2 separate regions of the Homo sapiens genome follow, and region 1 is linked to region 2. Evidence: chromatin loops called from intact Hi-C (ENCODE). Cell type or tissue: Caco-2. All regions are shown on one strand. Links, peaks and the distances in the headings refer to the core of each region. The heading gives the core; the rest is flanking DNA. Region 1 has its middle 22 kb from the start of SCYGR5. Region 2 overlaps SLC19A3 (solute carrier family 19 member 3).

Region 1 (10,069 bases), core at 634-8,633, 59 kb before region 2:
GTGCTGAGATTACAGGTATTAACCATCGTGCCCGGACTCTACATATATTTTTAAAACTAGAAACATTAGGCCAGGTGCGGTGGCTCACATCTGTAATCCCAGAACTTTGGGAGGCTGAGGCAGGTGGATCACTTGAGGTCAGGAGTTGGAGACCAGCCTGGCCAACATGGTGAAACTCCTTCTCTACAAAAACTACAAAAAAATTAGCCAGGTATGGTGGTGCACACCTGTCATCCCAGCTACTTGAGTGGCTGAGGCTCGAGAATTGCTTGAACCTGGGAGGCAGAGCTTGCAGTGAGCTGAGATTGCACCACTTCACTCCAGCCTGCGCGAATCTGTCTTAAAAATCAAGATTTGCTTAGATTTACTTATATGTTTATTCTTTCCAGTATTATTTTTCCTATATTATTGCAATGCTAATGGTGATCATTTTCATTCTGCCTAAAGAATTCCCTTTATATTTCTTTTAGTGTAAGCCACAATAATTTTGCTTAATTTTTTTGTCTTAAAAATTCTTTATTTTGACTTAATTTTTGAGGAATATCTTTGCTTAGCATAAAATTCTAGGCTAGCAGTTCTTTACTTTTCACACTTTAAAAATATTCTTGGGAGGAGGGCAAAAGTTGAAAAACTACCAATTGGGTAATATGCTCACTAGCTGGGTGATGGGATCAATTGTATCCCAAACCTCAGCCTCAAGCAATATACCCATGTAACAAACCTGCACATGTACTTCCTGAATCTAAACCAAAAGGTGCAATTATTTTTAAAAGATAAAAATAAAAATAACAGGCTGGGCGTGGTGGCTTACGCCTGTAATCCCAGCACTTTGGGAGGCCAAGGTGGGCAGATCACGAGGTCAGGAGTTCGAGACCAGCCTGGCCAATATGGTGAAACCCCATTTCTACTAAAAATACAAAAATTAGCCGGGCATGGTGGCATGCACCTGTAGTCCCAGCTACTTGGGAGTCTGAGGCAGAAGAATCGCTTGAACCCGGGAGGCAGAGGTTGCAGTGAGCTGAGATCGTGCACTGCACTCCAGCCTGGACAATGGAGCAAGACTCCGTCTCTAAATAAATAAATAAATAAATAGAAATAAAAATTAAAATGTTGTTTCATTGTTTTCTGGCTTCCAGTATTTCTGTTGAAAATTCAGATGTCATCATTACTAATACTCCTTAGAAAGAAACGCATCTGACCTTCATTTTATAGCCAAACAGACTAGAAAACTTTAAGGCCACAGAGCATGTCAAAGATTATGCTGCCAGTAATGTTCAGCCAAGGAAAATATTTTCAGATGTTTATTTCGGATTAACTTGGTATATAGAATGAAATACATTGTTACACAGAAAACGAGAAGCAACATCGAATTCCTTGAAGTGTTCTCCAACCAGCATCCACCACCTCCTTAGCTCATTTACTTCATGATTAATCTAAATCAAATACTTCATATTTTTAAACTACTGTGTGATATAGTATTTAGACATAGTTTTATAGAACAGCTTCACTTCTGTAACAGCTCTCAGAATATTTGATAAGTCATTTCAAAAAGAAATAGATACGCTCTGACTATACAAGCAGGACAATTGGGAGTGAAAACTAAACTTAGTCAAAATTAGAATCGCATCTTATTATACTGTGTCGCTAAATCAGACAAAATAAAAGCCTAACAATATATTACTGCTTAAGAACTTCAGGTATCCTCCTGATTAGGAATCTTAGTCAAGTCGTAAGAGAAAGTTGATTCAAATGGGAATATAGTTTCATTGCCTCTTGTAGGAAGCCTTAGGCATAACATTGCAAAATGCTATTCAGAGGAACTGGAAGAATAAATAAACATGTTTTGTTGCTTCAGGTTTAGGTAGTTAAAAGAAAGAAATGGTAAATACTTACACGGCTATGGTTATAAAGAGCATAAAACTTGACTTGAATATCAAGAGACCAGCATAGTGCACCCAAATATTAGTTGTGAAATGCATGGGACATAGAGAACCTCCATCTGCTCCTGAGAAGATCACCAAGGGCAACTCACCCGGAAGATCCCAGATGACTTTGATGTAGCCACTGTGAAGGCTGCCACGGCTCCTAAAATAAAATAAAATAAAATAAAATGAAATAAAATAAAATAAAAAATAAACTACATCTTGTTAATCCATGTACAGTAAAATAGCACACGGTTTTGTTAAAATCCACAGTTACAGAAGCACTGAAGCGTTTTCAGACTAAGGTAAAAAAAAAATGCTGACTTATTGTGAACTTTGAATGAAAAATTGCTTGATCCACCTCTGTGAACTGTACATATCATTTTCTCTTAAGGGTTGAAATAGACCAATTGAATTTAGGCTTTCGTAAATCATAGACTGGAGAGGACCCATGGAGAGGGCCATTTTTTTCTTTCCTCTTCCCTTTGCAGATGTTAAAACTCAGGCTTAGAAACCTGGTGTCAAATAAAAAGAATATATATGTGACTTAGATAGGAGAGGCTTTATTTAGAAGAAAGGCTATTGCAATAAAAAGAACTCTCTGATTGCAGAAATCTGCATGACTCAAGATCAAACAGAAAAAGGATTTACTTTTATAGGGTAAAGAGGGTACAAGCAGACATAAGCAGAATCTCTGCAGAGGAAGCTGGATTCACAGGGGGAAATGGTCAGTGGCGTTTGACAGGAAAGTATCCCACTGTGGTCAGCCAATTCCCGTTTGGAGCTGATAAGGGTGACACATTCCACATTTTTTTGTGTTTGCTCAGGGTTTGGAGTAAGCAACATTTAGGGGTCTGTAGGAAAGCCAGGAGCCTGACTAAAGTCTGGTCAAGACAAACAGAGGGTAAGAAATGGGAAACTGAATGCTTGGTCATTGGCTTGAGGTGCACAAGGTCTGCAGCCTAAAGTTTCCTAATGTGTGGTGCCTGCTCTTTTCCCCCCCGCCCTTTCTGTGAGCCTATTACCAATGCCCTAGGAAGGATGGCCTCTCTCTCTTTGCCCTTGTCTCTCTTTTCTCTTTCCTTTCTGTAACACCATTTAAAAATTTTCCTCAAGATCCCTGGCAGATGCCAAGCTTTTCTCTCTCTCTCTCTCTCTCTCTCTCTCTCTCTCTCTCTCTATATATATATATATATATATATATATATATATATATATATAGAGAGAGAGAGAGAGAGAGAGAGAGAGAGAGAGAGACAGAGAGAGAGAGACAGAGAGACAGAGAGAGAGAGAGAGATGGGATCTCGCTATATTGACCAGGCTGGTCTCGAACTCCTGGCCTCAAGCAATCCTCCCATCTTGGCCTCTCAAATATTAGGATTACAGGTGTGAGCCACTATGCCTGGCCTGGTCATTCCCTTCTTTATTTGTTCCTTCCTTCCTTCTTTTCTTCCTTCCTTCTTTCCTTCATTTGTTAAACCAGCAAGTACTTTTGAGGTTCTCTGTGGAACAACATAGTGGTAAATTTTGGGTCCTTGCTTTGAAAACAATGCAGCCTAGTGGGGAAATTAGATAAATAAATTTAAGTTAATAAATAAATAAATAAATACGGTATGATAAAGATTATAAAAGAGTTCTGTTGGGATGCTGAGGCGGGTGGATCACCTGAGGTCAAGAGTTCGAGACCAGCCTGACCAACATGGTGAAACCCCATCTCTACTAAAGATACAAAAATTAGGGGGGCTGAGGCAGGAGAATTGCTTGAACCCGGGAGGCGGAGGTTGTAGTGAGCCTAGATCACGCCATTGCACTCTAGCCTGGGCGACAAAGCGAGACTCATTATCTCCCTCAACCCCCACCCAAAAGCTCTGACCCTAATCCAAATCTGATCTAGTGGTTGTCAACCAGGGGTATTTTTGCCTTCTAGCAGACAGGTGGCAATATTTGAAGACAGTTTTGGTTGTCACAATGGGGTGCATCCTGGCACCTAGTGGCTTACGGGCATACAATGTTGCTGAACATCCTACAGAGCTCAGAACAGTGCCCTCGACAAAGAATTGCCCAGCCCAAGAGGCCAGCAGTGCAGAGGATGAAACAGCGATCCGATCCCTGACCTAATCAACCAAGTGTTAGGAATTTTCAGGGAGGGAAATGACAAGAATGTGAGCTCAACAATGGGCCCCGCCATGTTCAATAAACAGGTGGGTGTGGAACAACCTAACTTTAAAATAAACAGCTTCAAAGTCTCATTTGATGTGAAAGCTTTGTTTTGTCAGGAAAATACATGCAGATTGTTGGGCTAACTTCAAAGACAGCTCTGGGGCCTGCCCTTTGTACCCTGGAGTATTAATGCCTGTGTCAGCCCACCTCTCCCTCCTTGCACCACACTGCCTTTGGAAGAGTGTTTTAAAGCTCACAAAGTATATTCTGGGAGAGATGAGGAGTGCCTGGACAAGCATCTCAAACTCTCCAAACTACTGTAGCTTCTGAGCCAGGAGGAAGGTTTTGCCCAAGCGGAAGGCCCAGGATGGACCTTGAAGGGTGAACCCAGGCGTGGGAGCTGAAACCCTCAGTACCCCAGAGACCTTCCCAAGATTTCTCTTGGTTGCTCAGTCTTCTTGCCTTTTTCCTGTCAGACAACACAAATATCAGAAATTCATCTTTAGATAAGGAGGAAGGAGACACCAGCCAACTCAAGGGACAGCAATGATACTCAGGCTGGGAACCCTGATATTTATAAGATAGCTCCAAGAGCAGAAGCTTTCAAACTTCTTTGACCATAGCCTGAGAAAAATATATTTTATATATTAATTAGTACATATATATGTGTGTGAACAGAATTTTTGCAAAACAAAATGTACCCTTACAAGCTGATATGCTCCCTATTCTATACTAGACAAGTCTACTCCGATTTAAAAATGCTGGTCAGCAACCCACTATATTGAATTCAAGATCCACAATCTCTAAAGGGCCAGGTAGTGAATACTTACGGCTTATGAGCCACATATCCTGTTTTACAAGTCTTGTTGCATATTTTTTTTTCTACAATCCCTTAAAAAGGTAAAACTATTAGCTGCGGTCAACTTTGGCTTAGGTCAGTTTATGCATATCAGGTTTGAAGACCATTACCGTGAGTGTGCCCACCTTATGGTAATGTAGTCTGCAAACCACATTTTATTATTATTTTTTGACACAGGGTCTCACTGTCATCCAGGATGGAGTACAGTGGTGCGATCTTAGCTTTCTGCAGGCTTGACCTCCTGGGTTCAAGTGATTCTCTTGCCTCAGCCTCCTGAGTGGCTGGGACAACAGGCGAACGCCACCAAACCCGGCTAATTTTTTTACATTTTTTGTAGAGATGGGGTTTCATCATGTTGCCCAGGCTGGTCCACATGCCTCGGCCTCCCAAAGTGTTAGGATTACAGGCATGAGCCATCACACCTGGCCTTTCAAACCACATTTTAAAGACTAGAGTTATTGAAAGATTCCAGAAAGAAAAAAAGTTTTTTTTGTTATTTTTTTTCCCAAGAGTCTTGCTCTGTTGCCCAGGCTGGAGTGCAGTGGCAAGATCTCAGCTCACTGCAACCTCCACCTACCAGGTTCAAGTGATTCTTGTGCCTCCCGAGTAGTTGAGATTACAGGTGCATGCCAGCATGCCTGGCTAATTTTTGTATTTTTAGTAGAGATGGGGTTTCACCACATTGGCCAGGCTGGTCTTGAACTCCTGACCTCATGATCCACCCACCTCGGCTTCCCAAAGTGCTGGGATTACAGGTGTGAACCACCGTGCCCAGCCTGTTTGTTTTACGAGACAAAGTCTCACTCTGTCACTCAGGCGGGAGTGCAGTGGCACAATCATAGCTCACCGAAGCCTAGAACTCCTGGGCTCAAGTGACCCTCCTGGCCTCAGCTTCCCCAGTTGCTAGGACTACAGGCACACACCACCATGCCCAGCTAATTAAAACAAATTTTTTTTTTTTATAGAGACAGGGTCTCACTATGTTGGCTGGGCTGGTCTTAAACTCCTGGCCTCCCCACCTCAGCCTCCCAAAGCTCTGGGATTACAGGCATGAGCCACCTTGCCTGCCTGAAAAGAGTTTTGATAGTTTAACCTTAAACCATCTAACTCTTCATGGTCAAACCATAATTGGCCAGCAGGACACCAGTTTGTAGCTCCTGTTTTTAGGGATGAGTGTAACTTTATCTTCCATGTATACCTTTTTCAATGTTTTATTACATTAGTTGCCTCTTTTAAATTTGTGACAAAACTCTTCTTTTTCAAACTACTTGGTAGTTGGTGTTGAAATCACTACAACAGGATTATTGAAGAATACAATTTGAAAGTTGTGTTATTTATTTTATGTTCAAGAAAATTAAATAAAAACAACTATTTTTTACCCAAGATACTACAGTACACAATTACCTCCGAATGCATGATATCTTTTGATCTTTAAAGCAATCCTGTGCAGCTACCCAGGAGGCTGAGGCAGGAGAATGGCTTGAACCAGGGAGCTGGAGGTTGCAGTGAGCCGAGATCGTGCCACTGCACTCCAGCCTGGTGACAGAGCCAGACCCCATCTCAAAAAAAAAAAAAAAAGAAAAAAAGCTATCCTGTGAAATAAACTAGCAGATATTGTTCTGGCCTTTTAAGAGAAGAGAAAATGGATTGCTAGAATTTTCATTGATTTGCCTACTTGGCAAATGATAGAACATAGATAAAAAAATTGAGCCCAGGGGCCAGGCACGGTGGCTCACGCCTGTAATCCCAGCACTTTGGGAGGCTGAGGTGGGTGGATCACGAGGTCAGGAGTTCAAGACCAGTCTGGCCAACACAGTGAAACCCCGTCTCTACTAAAAATACAAAAAATTAGCCAGGCGTGGTAGTGTGCACATGTAATCCCAGCTACTCGGGAGGCTGAGGCAGGAGAATCGCTTGAACCCAGGAGGTGGAGGTGGCAGTGAGCTGAGATGGTGCCACTGCACTCCCTCCTGGGCGACAGAGCGAGACTCTTTCTCTAAGAAAAAAAAAATTGAGCCCAGTGTTTTTTTATTTTTATTTTTTAATCTAGTCACTAGCTTCATTATAAACAGCAAAAATATCAATTAAATATGTGTTGTATACTTGACGTAGCGTAGGTCTTGTAATATCAGTTCTTACTATCTTACTTTTTTCAGGGCTCTATTGCACTGAAATGCATTGATTGGAGTTACTTCCGAACAGGTCTAATTTTTTACCATGGAGTATCTTACAACATGGAGCAGCACATTTTCTGCACATTGATGAGATAAAGTCTTATATACCTAGACCCAAAGGTTTCAAGGGCTTCTACTGCTCCATTATATATTGATAGGGTTTGACTGTATCCCCATCCAAATCTCTTCTTGAATTGCAGCTCCCATAATTCCCACGTGTTGTGGGAGGGACCCAGTGGGAGATAATTGAATCATGGGGGTAGTTTCCCCCGTACTGTTCTCATGATAGCAAATAACTCTCATAAGATCTGACAGTTTTATAAGGGGTTTCCCCTTTCGCTTGGCTCTCATTCTCTCTTGCCTGCTGCGATGTAATCAGTGACTTTGCTCCTCCTTTACCTTCTGCCATGATTGTGAGGCCTCTGCAGCCATGCTGAACTGTGAGTCAATTAAATCTCTTTCCTTATAAATTACCCAGTCTTGGGTATGTCTTTGTCAGCAGCATGAAAATCGACTAATACATGTATTGTGAAACTTTGAGATGGTGCCTTGTAATCCCATAGGATTTGAACATAGTTTAACATCTGGTTAAAACCTGTTGTGGAAAAAGCCCACCACAGGGGTCAGTAAAAGAGATGCTTCGAGGAGTAGCACTCCTGCAAATCCCGGGACCACTGCACAAAATCTCTCAAAGCCACATTGCTTGGCTTTGGGGTGCCCCACTGCTGGCATCCAGGTCCCCTGAAACAGTGAATAATTCCGAGTGAACTGCTTTGTGATCCTTGTGAGATTCCTCTAAGATGGCGTCCTCTCCTGGTGGCTTTTGAGGAGTTTCTTTTTTGGGTTTTGCATGAAAAAAACATGCTCTTTTTGGGCATTGGTAGAAAAGGTGAGAAAAGGAAGGCCACGGAGACAGAGGCCAAGGATATGACGTTGAGGTAAAAGTACAACAGGTTCACCGGGGATACCAAGAGTCGGGCCAGCACCGACCCTGCTGTGTAGGTGGCCAGCGTGACACTCCTGCAGTAGCCGCTCACTCTCTGGTAGTGCTCGGGGCTGACCACGCTGTATATGTAGGCGTAGTAAGCCACCTCGGCGGCAGTGACCATCCCGTAGAAGAACTCTACAACCTGCACGGTCTTCACTCCTTGGCCAAACAGGAGCGGCAGTCAGGTAATGATGAAACTAATAATACCTTGCAAGATGATGACTGGCTTGTAGCGGACGTAATCGGTGAGGACAAACACAAGCAGCAGCAGCACCAGGTAGGAGTATGTCCAAACGGGGAAGATCTCATCTGTCATCTGCAAGATTAAGTGGGGAGAGTGCAAAGACAAAAAAACATCAGGACGTGAAATACACCCTGGGCCTCTGACACTTAACATTATCAAGATGAGATGTATCAACCCCAGGACGCACTGCTTGGCCTTTGCCAAAGTGGGTCTAGTTTCATGGTTTACATGAATTTCTAACAATACTTTGGAAAGCAATGGGAAACTGAAATTCAGGGAAACAAATTGAATGACAGATATTCATAAGGTGAGAATTTATATTTCCAGGTGTAAAAAACACAGCAGCTATTATCTTAGTTATCAGCCTTTTAAACTTTATAAATGTAATTTGATCTGCAATAAGCTATGGAGGCTAGGAAAAGAGGCCATAATGGATAAATTAATCTGTTTACACTTGACAGGATTTCCAGAACAATCTAGGGCTGCTCAGATACTGTTGCTTACTAGCATGTAACAAAATAGTTTATTCCTCTTCACAGTGAGAACCAAAAGGTCAAAAAGGATGTTTCAGTACTGGAAAAACCTGACCGCCTTCTTTCCCTTTGATATCCATCAGTACAAAACTGAGGAGCCCATTGCGTTACCATCTCGGTGATCAGGAAAATATGGAACAAATGACCAGTTTGAGATTGAATGTCAGAGGAAGAAATGTGTGTGTTTATCTTCTACTCTTCCGTTTTCTTCACTTTACTTTTTTGGGCTGCCCTGGAGGAACCATAAGAAACTACTTAGTAGCTCTCTCATTCAAGACAATTTTGGCCACAGTTTCTCTTGGAACTGCTGGCACTGGCCAATTATCGGCGCCTATCTGTCGTAAGTGATTATTTCACTTTCTATAAGGGGAATGTACAGTGGGTGGAGGATGACACAAAGGCGGTTGGGGTAGACCTTCTCAAATCCCTGTCCTCTGAATTTCTAGACTACCAAAATAAATCCACAGATTTACTGAGCCTGAGAATGCCCTTTGCTATGACCTAATCTGTGTCCTCATGCTTTGGGTTCCCAGGTAGACTTTTACCCAAGCACTCTTGAAGTTTGGTAGAACTTTATTCTTGCTGTTTTTGGCTTTTGGGTATAGTCACTAACATGGTAAAAGCTGTATGCCAGATATGCTTTTTGTGACAATCTCTGGTATTTGAATCCAGCCCAGTCATAGCTTCTAGCTAAACCAGTTTGTACCTCATGGGATGTACTGGTGTTTATTGTGAAGAAAAAAGGTGGATTGGTTTAGAAGGCAAAATCTACTTGGTGTGAGGTGGGTGAATGTAGATGGTGGCTAGGAAAGAGAGGCAAAATAAGATAAAATTGTTGGGTGCAACGGCTCATGCCTGTAATCCTAGCACTTTGAAAGACCAAGGTGGGAGGATTGCTTGAGCCTGGGAGTTCCAGACCAGCCTAGGCAACATAGTGAGACCCTCTCTCTACAAAAAAAAGAAAAGTAAAAATTAGCCTGGCACCTATAGTCCTAGCAGCTTGGGAGGCTGAGGCAGGAGGATTGCTTGAGCCCAGGAGTTTGAGGCTGCAGTGAGCTATGATCATGCCACTGCACTCCAGCCTGGGCATGCCATTTAAGACCATGGATTCTGCAGTCAGACAGTCAGGTCCAAATCCTTCTCTGCTGCTTACAAACATGTGACCTTTGGTAAGTTACTGGACCTTTTT
Region 2 (10,069 bases), core at 61-8,060:
TTCTGCCTCCAATTGGAAATTATTCGCATTACGGAGAAACATAATGAGAAAACTGATTTTCAAGGAAATCACAAGAAAAGATAGTCTCCTTTCCCATTGGTAAAAACCAATGTACACACTTAGATAAACCCCGGCAGAAAAATATATTGGCTTATTGTGCAATCTGAATTATGTATTAAGTTTAGATAGTATGTACAGTTGAGTAGATGAGTTAAAAAGTTTTTGGACACTTCTAAGATTTTCCGATTCTTTTTTTTTGAGGTGGAGTCTTGCTCAGCTGCCCAGGCTGGAGTGCAGTGGCCCGATCTTCGCTGACTGCAACCACCATCTCCCAGGTTCAAGCCATTCTCCCATCTCAGCCTCCTGAGTAGCTGGGATTACAGGCACCCGCCATCATGCCTGGCTAATTTTTGTATTTTAGAAGAGACGGGGTTTCACCATGTTGATCAGGTTGATCTTGAACTCCTGAACTTAGGTGATCCGCCCACCTCGGCCTCCCAAAGTGCTGGGATTATAGGCGTGAGCCACCGTGCCCGGCCCAAGATTCTTAAAAAATATAATTTCCTTCTTGTTTGAATATTAACATTAGACAAGTAGACCACAATGTTAAAAGAATCCAGGCCAGGCATGGTGGCTCACACCTGTAATCCCAGCACCTTGGGAGGCCGAGGCAGGCAGATCACGAGGTCAGGAGTTCGAGACCAGCCTGGCCAACATGATGAAACCCCGTCTACAACTAAAAACACAAAAATTAGCCATGAATGGTGGCAGACACCTGTAATCCCAGCTACTTGGGAGGCTGAGGCAGGAGAATCGCTTGAACCCAGGAGGCAGAGGTTGCAGAGAGCCGAGACTGTGCCACTGTACTCCAGCCTGGGCAACAGAGCAAGACTCCATCTGAACAACAACAACAAAAAGAATCCAACAGCCTTTATTTTCATGTGATCTATCACTACATCAAATATTTCAGCCCTTCCAACATCTGGAAAGATATGGGAAAATAGGGAAAGAGTAAATAACTTTGCCACATTATAGAGTGGAAGCAAATAATGTATCTCATTTTCCTTCATGGGCAAATTTGCTAGGTTCCCAACCTTCCCCCTGCTCCCCCTAACAATTCTGCTGATTTGTTTATGGCTCAATTTAATATGGATCATCTCACAGATTTAGTCAGAAATGCATGGGATCTCAATTTTCACAGTTGGAAGGACTGGAGTTGCTGATCTGTAGGGATGGGTGAGTGCCGCAGCCTCTCAAATCACTGAACGTACCCACCTTGACACCTGGATCACTGAGGTTGCTGGAGAAAGCAGGAGGCCACAGAGCAAAGACCACACAACTGAGCTGCTCCTTGGAGGGAAGGTCTGTTAACTGGTCCACAGTGGCTCGAGAAGCAGAACCCAGTGGATTCATTGAGTTGCTTCTGACCCTGCATCTGTCCTTTGTTGTCTTAATTGTGGCATGCTTCAACCTGAGCAACTCGGAAACAGGGTTGTCCCTAAGTGATCTGATGCTACAGAAGAAGCTTGCCTTTCTGTCTTTGCCACCTCACCACCCGAGGCACCCATCAGCCTTGCAGGCGAAGCCACACACTTTACACAGTGTTTTCAAGGCTAAGGCTGGAGATTGTAAAATCAGCCCAGGGTAATTTTGCAGTTAGGTCAGTGCATTTTCTTGTTGTACTTCTTATAAAGAAATGCGAGGCCGGTGGCGGTGGCTCACGCCTGTAATCCCAGCATTTTGGGAGGCCGAGGCGGGTGGATCTCTTGAGGCCAGAAGTTCGAGACCAGCCTGGCCAACATGGGGAAACCCTGTCTCTACTAAAAATACAAAAATTAGCCGAGCATGGTGGCTCATGCCCGTAGTCCCAGCTACTCGGGATGCTGAGGTAGGACAATTGTTTGAACCTGGGAGGCGGAGGTTGCAGTGAGCCAAAATCACCCCGTTGCACTCTAGCCTGCACAACAGAGTGAGACTCCATCTCAAACAAAAACAATTAAAAAAAAAAAAAAAGAAAGAAAGAAAGAAAAAGAAAGGCGTTGCTCTTTTAAGTAAGAGAAACTGGCATTCCAGAGAAGGAGGCAAGGGCTGGGAGATAAAGCTGTTAATGGCTCACCTGCTGGCAAACAGTGTCATAAAGAAATACCACAATTTTTTATGAGATCCTGCTTATCCCTCAGCAGCCTGAGAGTTTATTTAGATCTAGATCCTGTGCCTGCCAGTGATGCTATTTTAGGATTAGTATAATAGAATCAACGGAGACCTGAAAGTCTCCTATCATTAACACAAATGTTAGGACTCTATGCAAGTTAAAAATTTGTTAACACATGTAATATGTTTTGGCTGCAATTTTTTGCAAGTAAGAAGAGGAAATAGTTTGAAAAGTTCTATATGGGACACATATTATGAAAATCAGGCTCACTGAGTTTAATGTGTTCATCTTATATCAAGTTGAGGGAAGCCCTGTATCCTTGTTCAAGTCCCATAAAATTTAAAAAACCACATTAAGATATGTATGTATGTTAACTTACCTCTGCACTGGTCAGGTTTTTATCTGGTCCAGATAAATATGGGATAAGGAATGGTTCTGAGGGTCTCATCATGGAGAAAAAACCAAATAAGCAGAGGATCACAGTGGGGTAAATCCAGGAACTGCTTAGTGAAGTTCTGTAACAATCCATGGCTGATCAAATGGAAACAAAGAGAAAATTAAGTGATGCTTATTCTTTTTAGCATCCTTGATGCGATGAAAACCTGATTTTTTTTTTTTTTTTGAGATGGAGGGTCGCTCTGTTGTCCAGGCTGAAGTGCAGTGGCATGATCTCAGCCCATTGCAACCTGTGCCTCCCGGGCTCAAGCCATTCTCCTGCCTCAGCCTCCCAAGTAGCTGGGATTACAGGTGCCTGCCACCATGACTGGATAATTTTGTATTTTTAGTAGAGATGGGGTTTCACCATGTTGGCCAGGCTGGTCTTGAACTCCTGACCTCGAGTGAGGAAATTGCTTGAAATGCAAGCTTTAGACATAAAGCCCAATAGAGGATCTCATTTGTCACTGCACAGAAGAAACAAAAAACAAAAAACAATCATTGTATGGCAGCTATATTTGAAAACATCTTGCTATCTCATGTGAATTATCATGTGCACAGGAAAATTCACTAATTCCTCCACATTTTAGCTCAAGCTTTGCCTTATTGTAATGTTTATAGATTTTTGATGGTCCTGCATGTGGCTAAGTTCTCTGAGATACATTTATAGGAAGGAAACTAATTTGTTGTATGATGCTTTTCTGCATACTATCTCCTTAAATCTACATAATAACTGTAAGACAGATATCATTTCCCCACATTCCCAGAGGAGCATATGGAAGATCCAAGATGCCCAAACACTGGCTTCAAACCACATGATCAAGATCTGAATCCAGGTCTCCCTACTCCCATCAGGAATCTTTCACCCACTCCACTCTCCCTCATTCTGGAGGCCCCCTCAGCTACTGGTATTAACCTAATGACAACCACAGTGAGGGAAAAAACGTGTATTTATAAACACATTCACACTAAAGATTATGGTTACATATATAGAGCTTTTAGGGTCAATTGCAGTTTGAAAGCAGACGAGAGAGAAGGAAAAGCATTCTCATTCCGGAATAGCAAGTCTTACCTGGGTGGAATTCCAGGTATCCAGTGGGTGGGGAGCTTTACTAGGGGTTGGGGAGGTAGGAAGGACCTACTAGGTCACATCATTGCGGCTTGCCACTCACCCTACCCTTTCCCAAGGTGACCCCGACAGCTGCATAATTCCTCTCTTAAGTTCAATAGGGTAAACACTGTTTATGTCAACAAAGCCCTTGATTAAGCAGTGGAGAGACAAGAGCGATCAGATTTTGAAACTAGGATTACAGCATCAGTGAGCAATGCTGACAATGTGAAAATTTTGCCAAAGGCAAATTACAGTGACTGTTAACCTACTCCCTTAGTCCAGAAAACAGGGCTTTCTCTTCTTCCTGGAATGCTGCTGGGTTTGCTGGTGCTTTCTGTCTTCGTTGTTAATGATCTTATAGAAATGGCTGTCCTGGACAGGTGATCACTGAGGCTTGGTCATCTTCTGAAGAGTGGTCTTGCTGGGGTAGCATCTGCTGGCTCTATATCCAGAGCCTCCTCTCCACCTTTGCTGACCACGGATTTGTTCTCTAAATCCAGGTCATCATCTTCTCTGTGCATCTGAGACCTAGGACTATGCCACAGTGATCCACAGGCTGCTAAAAGCCTGCTGGATTATCTATCTTTTTATTTCTTTAGGTTTCTAATACAGCTGTCCAAATCGATTTAGTTGGGATGGTCAAGCAGAAAAAAACCTATAATAAGACATGCCCTACTAAAGTACAAGCCCAGGAGGGCAGGGCGTATTGCCTGGTCCACCACATTGTCTTAAGTGCCTAGCATAGCACCTAATACATAGCACTCAAGGAAGATGCTGAATGAATTGAATAAACAAACCACTACAGTCTACTTGAAGAAGGGTAAGGGTGAAAAGAGAGAAGTGTCAGGAACAGGCAAGAATCCAGGAGTTAGGGAAGACAATCTTATAGAAGGAAGGGCATGAGTCACGCCTCACCACTGAGAATAAATTCAAGTGCTGCCTGGTTTTCGTGAGTGCATCTCACTTCCTAGCTGCATGCCTTACAGGACAGAAAGGTCCTCAGATCTCCAAGTGTTTTACCATTTACGACTAGGACTATGATAATTGAATTACTTATGCAATCTTTTAAAATAATTTTTACATTTTGAAAATGATTTAATTTTTCTTGGAGCATTCTGTGAGGCACATGGAGGTGGTATGGTTGTCACTGGATAGATGGGGAAATGGAGGACTAAAGGTAGTAAGATTTGTGCTCATTTTCACCTTTAACAAACATCAGAGCCTGGACTTGGTCTCAGTTTCCTAATTCCAAGTTCAGCTATCTTTCCTCTTACCCTCTGTTTGAGACAGCCTGGCTATATCCTCAAAATTCCCATTCTAAACTGAGCATGGTGCCCAGCACTTTGGGAGGCTGAGGCAGGAGGGTCACTTGAGGCCAGGAGATCAAGGTGTCGGTGAGCTGTGATCACACCACTGCACTCCAGTCTGGGTGAGAGTGAGATCTTGTCTCAAAAATAAAAATAAAAATCCAATTTCAGTTTATTTTAAAACAGTGCTTTTCATATTGTGGTGTCAAGGAAATTTAGTATGGGGTTGCAAACAGCATTATTATTATTATTATTTGAGATGGAGTCTCACTGTTTTGCCCAGGCTGGAGTGCAGTGGCACGATTTCAGCTCACTGCAACCTCCGCTTCCTGGGTTCAAGTGATTCTCCTGCCTCAGCCTCCAGAGTAGCTGGGATTACAGGCACCCACCATGCCTGGCTAATTTTTGTGTTTTTAGTAGAGATGGGGTTTTGCCATGTTGGCCAGGCTGGTCTCAAACTCCTGACCTCAGGTGATCCGCCCGCCTCAGCCTCCCAAAGTGTTGGATTTTTTTAATGGTACAAAAAATGTTAACTATCAGAATGCATTGCAGAGAAAGGCTAAGCTTTTTTTCTGAAACTTCTGTTTGGGTCAGCAATATATAAATACAAATATATAATCATAATGTACACTATCTTACTATAGGACACGGTACTAAGTTAGAAGTTGTAGAGGAAGACTGGGCTCAGTGGATCATGCCTGTCATCTCAACACTTTGGGAGGCCAGGGCAGGATGACTGCTTGAGGTCAGGTGTTTGAGACCAGCCTGGACAACATAGCGAGGCCCTATCTCTTAAAAAAAAAAAAAAGGTATACATGTTCATGTATCTTTATAATACAATAATTTCTATTTCTTGGGGGTATATACCCAGTAACAGGAATGATGGGTCAAATGGTATTTCTGTTTCTAGATCTTTGAGGAATCGCCACACTGTCTTCCACAATGGTTGAAGTAATTTACGTTCCCACCAACAATGTAAAAGCATTTATTTTTCTCGGCAACCTGGCCAGTGGGAATGGAATGATGAGAACGCATGGACACATGGGGCGAACAACATGCCCTCGGGTCTGTCGGGGAAATGGGGAGGCGGGGGAGGAAGAATGGCTAATGGATGCTTGGCTTATACCAAGGTGATGAGTTGATCTGTGCAGCAAACCACCATGGCAAACGTTTACCTGTGTAACAAACCTGCACATCCTGCACATGTACCCCAGAACTTAAAATAAAAGTTGATGAAAAAACAAACAAACAAAGATTTAGCGTGGTGTGGTGAAGCATGCCTGTAATCCTAGCTACTTGGGAGGCTGAGGTGAGAGGATGACTTTAGCCCAGGAGTTCGAGGCTGCAGTGAGCTGTAATCATGCTGCTGCACTCCACTCTGGGCGACAGAGTGAGATCCTGTCTGAAAAAAAAAAATGCAGAAGAAAAAATGCACTAAATATGAACACATGTCCCTTATAAACATAGTAACCACCTGTGCTGTTTGGGAGGATCACTTCCTCCACAACAAAGTATTATTCTGGAATAGACTGTTCTTTTGTCTTTTTTCCATTTATCATTCCATTTTGATCCCGTCATATTATCCGCCTCTAAAAAAGTGCTCTAAACGTCCCTTTGCTTCCACTGCTTCTAAGGTGAGGACATGAATTGACTTGATTTTCTGAGTTCATACCTGTGAAAGCCAGATGTTTACCTTTCCCCTTCATTTTCTGTGTGTTCCAAATCACAAGATAGTCCTTTTAAAAGTTACTCCTGTAGCAGTCATCTTCACCCATTATTATAAGCTCTATCACTTTTTAAAAAGGTACAAGAACACTGTGTAAACGGTAGATTAAAAATTTTAAAAGGCTGGGTGTAGTGGCTCATGCTTGTAATCCCAGCGCTTTGGGAGGCTGAGGCAGGTGGATCACCTGAGGTCAGGAGTTCAAGACTAGCCTGGCCAACAGAGTGAAACCCCATCTCTACTAATAACGCAAAAATTAGTCGGTTGCGGTGGTGGGTGCCTGTAATCCCAGCTACTTGGGTGGCTGAGGCAGGAGAATCACTTGAACCCGGGAGATGGAGGTTGCAGTGAGTGGAGATCATGCCACTGCACCCCAACCTGGGCAACAGAGAACGACTGTGTTAATAACAACAACAAAAGGCACATTCCCTAAACAAAAGTCAGCCTATCAGGCTCTCACGATTTGAAACATGCAGTGAAGATGCTGAAAGTAGAAAGAAAGAGTCAATTCATCAGCTGCTCTTTTTAGCAGAGACTCAGAGCAGCTAAATCCACAACAGACCTTACCTTGGTGGACTTGGACGCACAGGAGAGAGTTTACAGTGGCACAGTGTTAGCTACAACAGCAGATTGAGGAGGTGAACCCTGAGCTTTGGCCTTTGCTCCACTCCAGAGCTACAGTGACCCTGGGCGGGTCTCCCTGCTGCACCTGCACGGCAGACCAGAGTGCACTTGTCCCCTGACCCTGTTGCAGCACACCACATGAGCCCTGAAGAAAATGGCCACAGACACTGTGGGGATACACAGAGGCGCTGATCCAGCCAACATCTTTGACTTTGAATGAGCCAACACCTTTGCATTGCAAGTGGTCACTTCAGTTGCCTTGGAACTGATGGGTTCCTTTCTTCTTTTGCTGGTAGAAAAATAATTATTTTTCAGCCAGGCGCGGTGGCTTATGCCTGTAATACTACCACTGTGGGAGGCCAAGTCAGGTGGATCGCTTGAGCTCAGGTGTTCGAGACTAGCCTGAGCGACACGGTGAAACCCTGTCTCTACAAAAATACAAAGTTAGCCAGGCATGGTGATGCGCACCTGTAATCCCAGCTACCTGGGAGGCTGAGGTGGGAGGATCACTGAAGACCTGAAGGCGGAGGTTGCAATGAGCTGAGATGGTGCCACTGCACTCCAGCCGGGCAACGGAGCAAGACCCTGTTCTCAAAAAATATACAATAAAATAAAATATAATAAAAAAAAACAAATTTAAAAAATAATGGAAATAATTATTTTTCATATTATGAAAAAAGCCACAGCTGTCCCACCAAGGGATGCTTCAGTTCTCTACTGTTTGGCCTCCAGCTTCTCTCAATCTCTATTTTTTTTGAGACAGAGTCTCACTCTATTGCCCAGGCTGGAGTCCAGTGGTGCAATTTCAGCTCACTACAACCTCTGCCTCCCAGGTTCAAGCAATTCTCCTGCTTCAGCCTCCCAAGTAGTTGAGATTACAGGTGCCTGCCACCATGCCTGGCTAGTTTTTTGTATTTTTAGTAGAGACGGGATTTCACCATGTTGGCCAGGCTGGTGTTGAACTCCTGACCTCAGGTGATCCACTTGCCTTGGCCTCCCAAAGTGCCAGGATTACACATGTGAGCCACCGCGCCCAGCCTGAATCTGTATTTGGAGCCCATTGCCATGTATTCCACATAAGGCCACATTGTTTACTGCTGGCTCCCCTTCTTTGGGGTACGTGGGGTGCCACAGCCTTTTGAAAAAAACTCTCTTGCTAGCATACCTAATCCTACTTCATTTTAAAATGCTCTTAGTTTTCTTTTTTTTAATCTCCCACAAAAGTTAACTTGTATTTTGACTATGAATGAATTTGGCAGGAGTGGCTTCTCATGATTTTTGTTTTTATCTGCCTTGCAACCTATTACATGTTTGCAAAATTTCTTTTTATGCAACCTATTACACAGTTGTAGTCTCTTTGTATCAGAGTTCAATTTTTTCTTTCTTCTTTTATTTCAATTATTACCATGTTATTGGCTTTTCCACTTTTAACCATCTCCTTAAATTGTTCTTTCCACCTGGCAGCCGGACACGGTGGCTCATGCCTGTAATCCCAGCATTTTGGGAGGCTGAGGCGGGAGGATTGCTTGAGCCCAGGAGAGCCTGGCAACATAGTGAGACCCTGTCTCTATCAAACAAACAAACAAACAAACAAACAAACAAACCAAAAAAACAACAAAAAAAACTTTCCAACTGGCTGCAGGCTAACCTTCTTTGATAGATAAATGCTTTCACAATAATTATAAGTGTTTAGTTGATTTTTAATACTATCTCTGAAACTGTCAGTGTTCTTATAGTGACTGCAAGATAAGTTCATTTGTCATCCTAATTCTGTAGCATAGAAAAACTAAGGTTTTTGTTTATTTGTTTTTAGTGGGAAACAAAAAAAAATTACTTCATTGCTAGGATCTCATTTGGAGTGAGTTACAAATGAAGATTGGAACTCACATCTCCTGGGTTTGCTGCTGTATTTCCTTCAGTGAGTCTTATCTCAGAGTCACTGTGCGGATTAAGACCTTTCCATAGTTGTGCACACAACAATGTTCACGTATTGTTCATATATGCATTGGGGAATCATATTGGATCTAAGCTAATTTGGACCTTATTTAAATTTCAGACATGGATAGTGTCCTATTTCCTAATCCATAGGTTGTCTGTATCTATCTCTAAGTGCATATACTTAAAAGCCCTATGTCCACAAATATTTCCAAGTATATTTTCCATTTTTGTAGGGTAAACAACTGTTAAAAAGCAAGAACTGCAGAAACTGAGGCCGGGCACTGTGCCTCATGCCTGTAATCCCAGCACTTTGGGAGGCTGAGGCGGGTGGATGACTTGAGGTCAGGAGTTCAAGATCAGCCTGGCCAACATTGGTGAAACCCCGTCTCAAACTAAAAAATGCAAAAATTAGCCAGGCATGGTGGCGGGCACCTGTAATTCCAGCTACTTGGCAGACTGAGGCACGAGAATCACTTGTACCTGGGAAGTGGAGGTTGCAAATGCCAAGATTGAGCAAATGCACTCCAGCCTGGGTGACAGAGCGAGACTCTGTCCCAAAAACAACAACAACAAAAGAACTGCAAAGCTGGCATGCACTGGTGGGTTTCCTGAAGCCAGGGTGATTTTCTAGCTAAGGTAAAGCCTTATTTGGTCAGATTCCTCCACCCATACACACCCACTTGCACACCCAGAGGATGGAATTCTCCCACAGCCAAAGCACTCAGAGCTGTGGGGCTCCCTGAGGTAGGGGACAAGGTGACCTGATGAAAGCAAGTAAC

What was found. Hi-C counts contacts between places; a loop is a spot of excess contacts. Peaks named below come from ENCODE experiments on the same cell type or tissue, not always from the same donor. Only the 100,000 strongest peaks of a DNase experiment are listed, where the experiment ranks them.
Region 1: a loop joins it to region 2, with 3 times the contacts of the local background. A loop is called at or near these places in 4 of 110 quality-filtered maps.

What each region holds. Positions count from the first base shown.
Region 1 is chr2:227,640,191-227,650,259 of GRCh38, forward strand. It overlaps the pseudogene LOC100420667. Among named protein-coding and RNA genes, the nearest start is that of SCYGR5, 22 kb to the right of the region's middle. In Caco-2, for the core only: no CTCF peak of the experiment used is centred there; a DNase peak (open chromatin) is centred at 4,161.
Region 2 is chr2:227,699,638-227,709,706 of GRCh38, forward strand. SLC19A3 (solute carrier family 19 member 3) reads right to left here. Exons shown (of 6, transcript NM_025243.4): 2 at 2,532-2,683. The coding sequence starts at 2,681. Among named protein-coding and RNA genes, the nearest start is that of SLC19A3, 13 kb to the right of the region's middle. In Caco-2, for the core only: no CTCF peak of the experiment used is centred there; DNase peaks (open chromatin) are centred at 2,104, 3,744 and 7,424.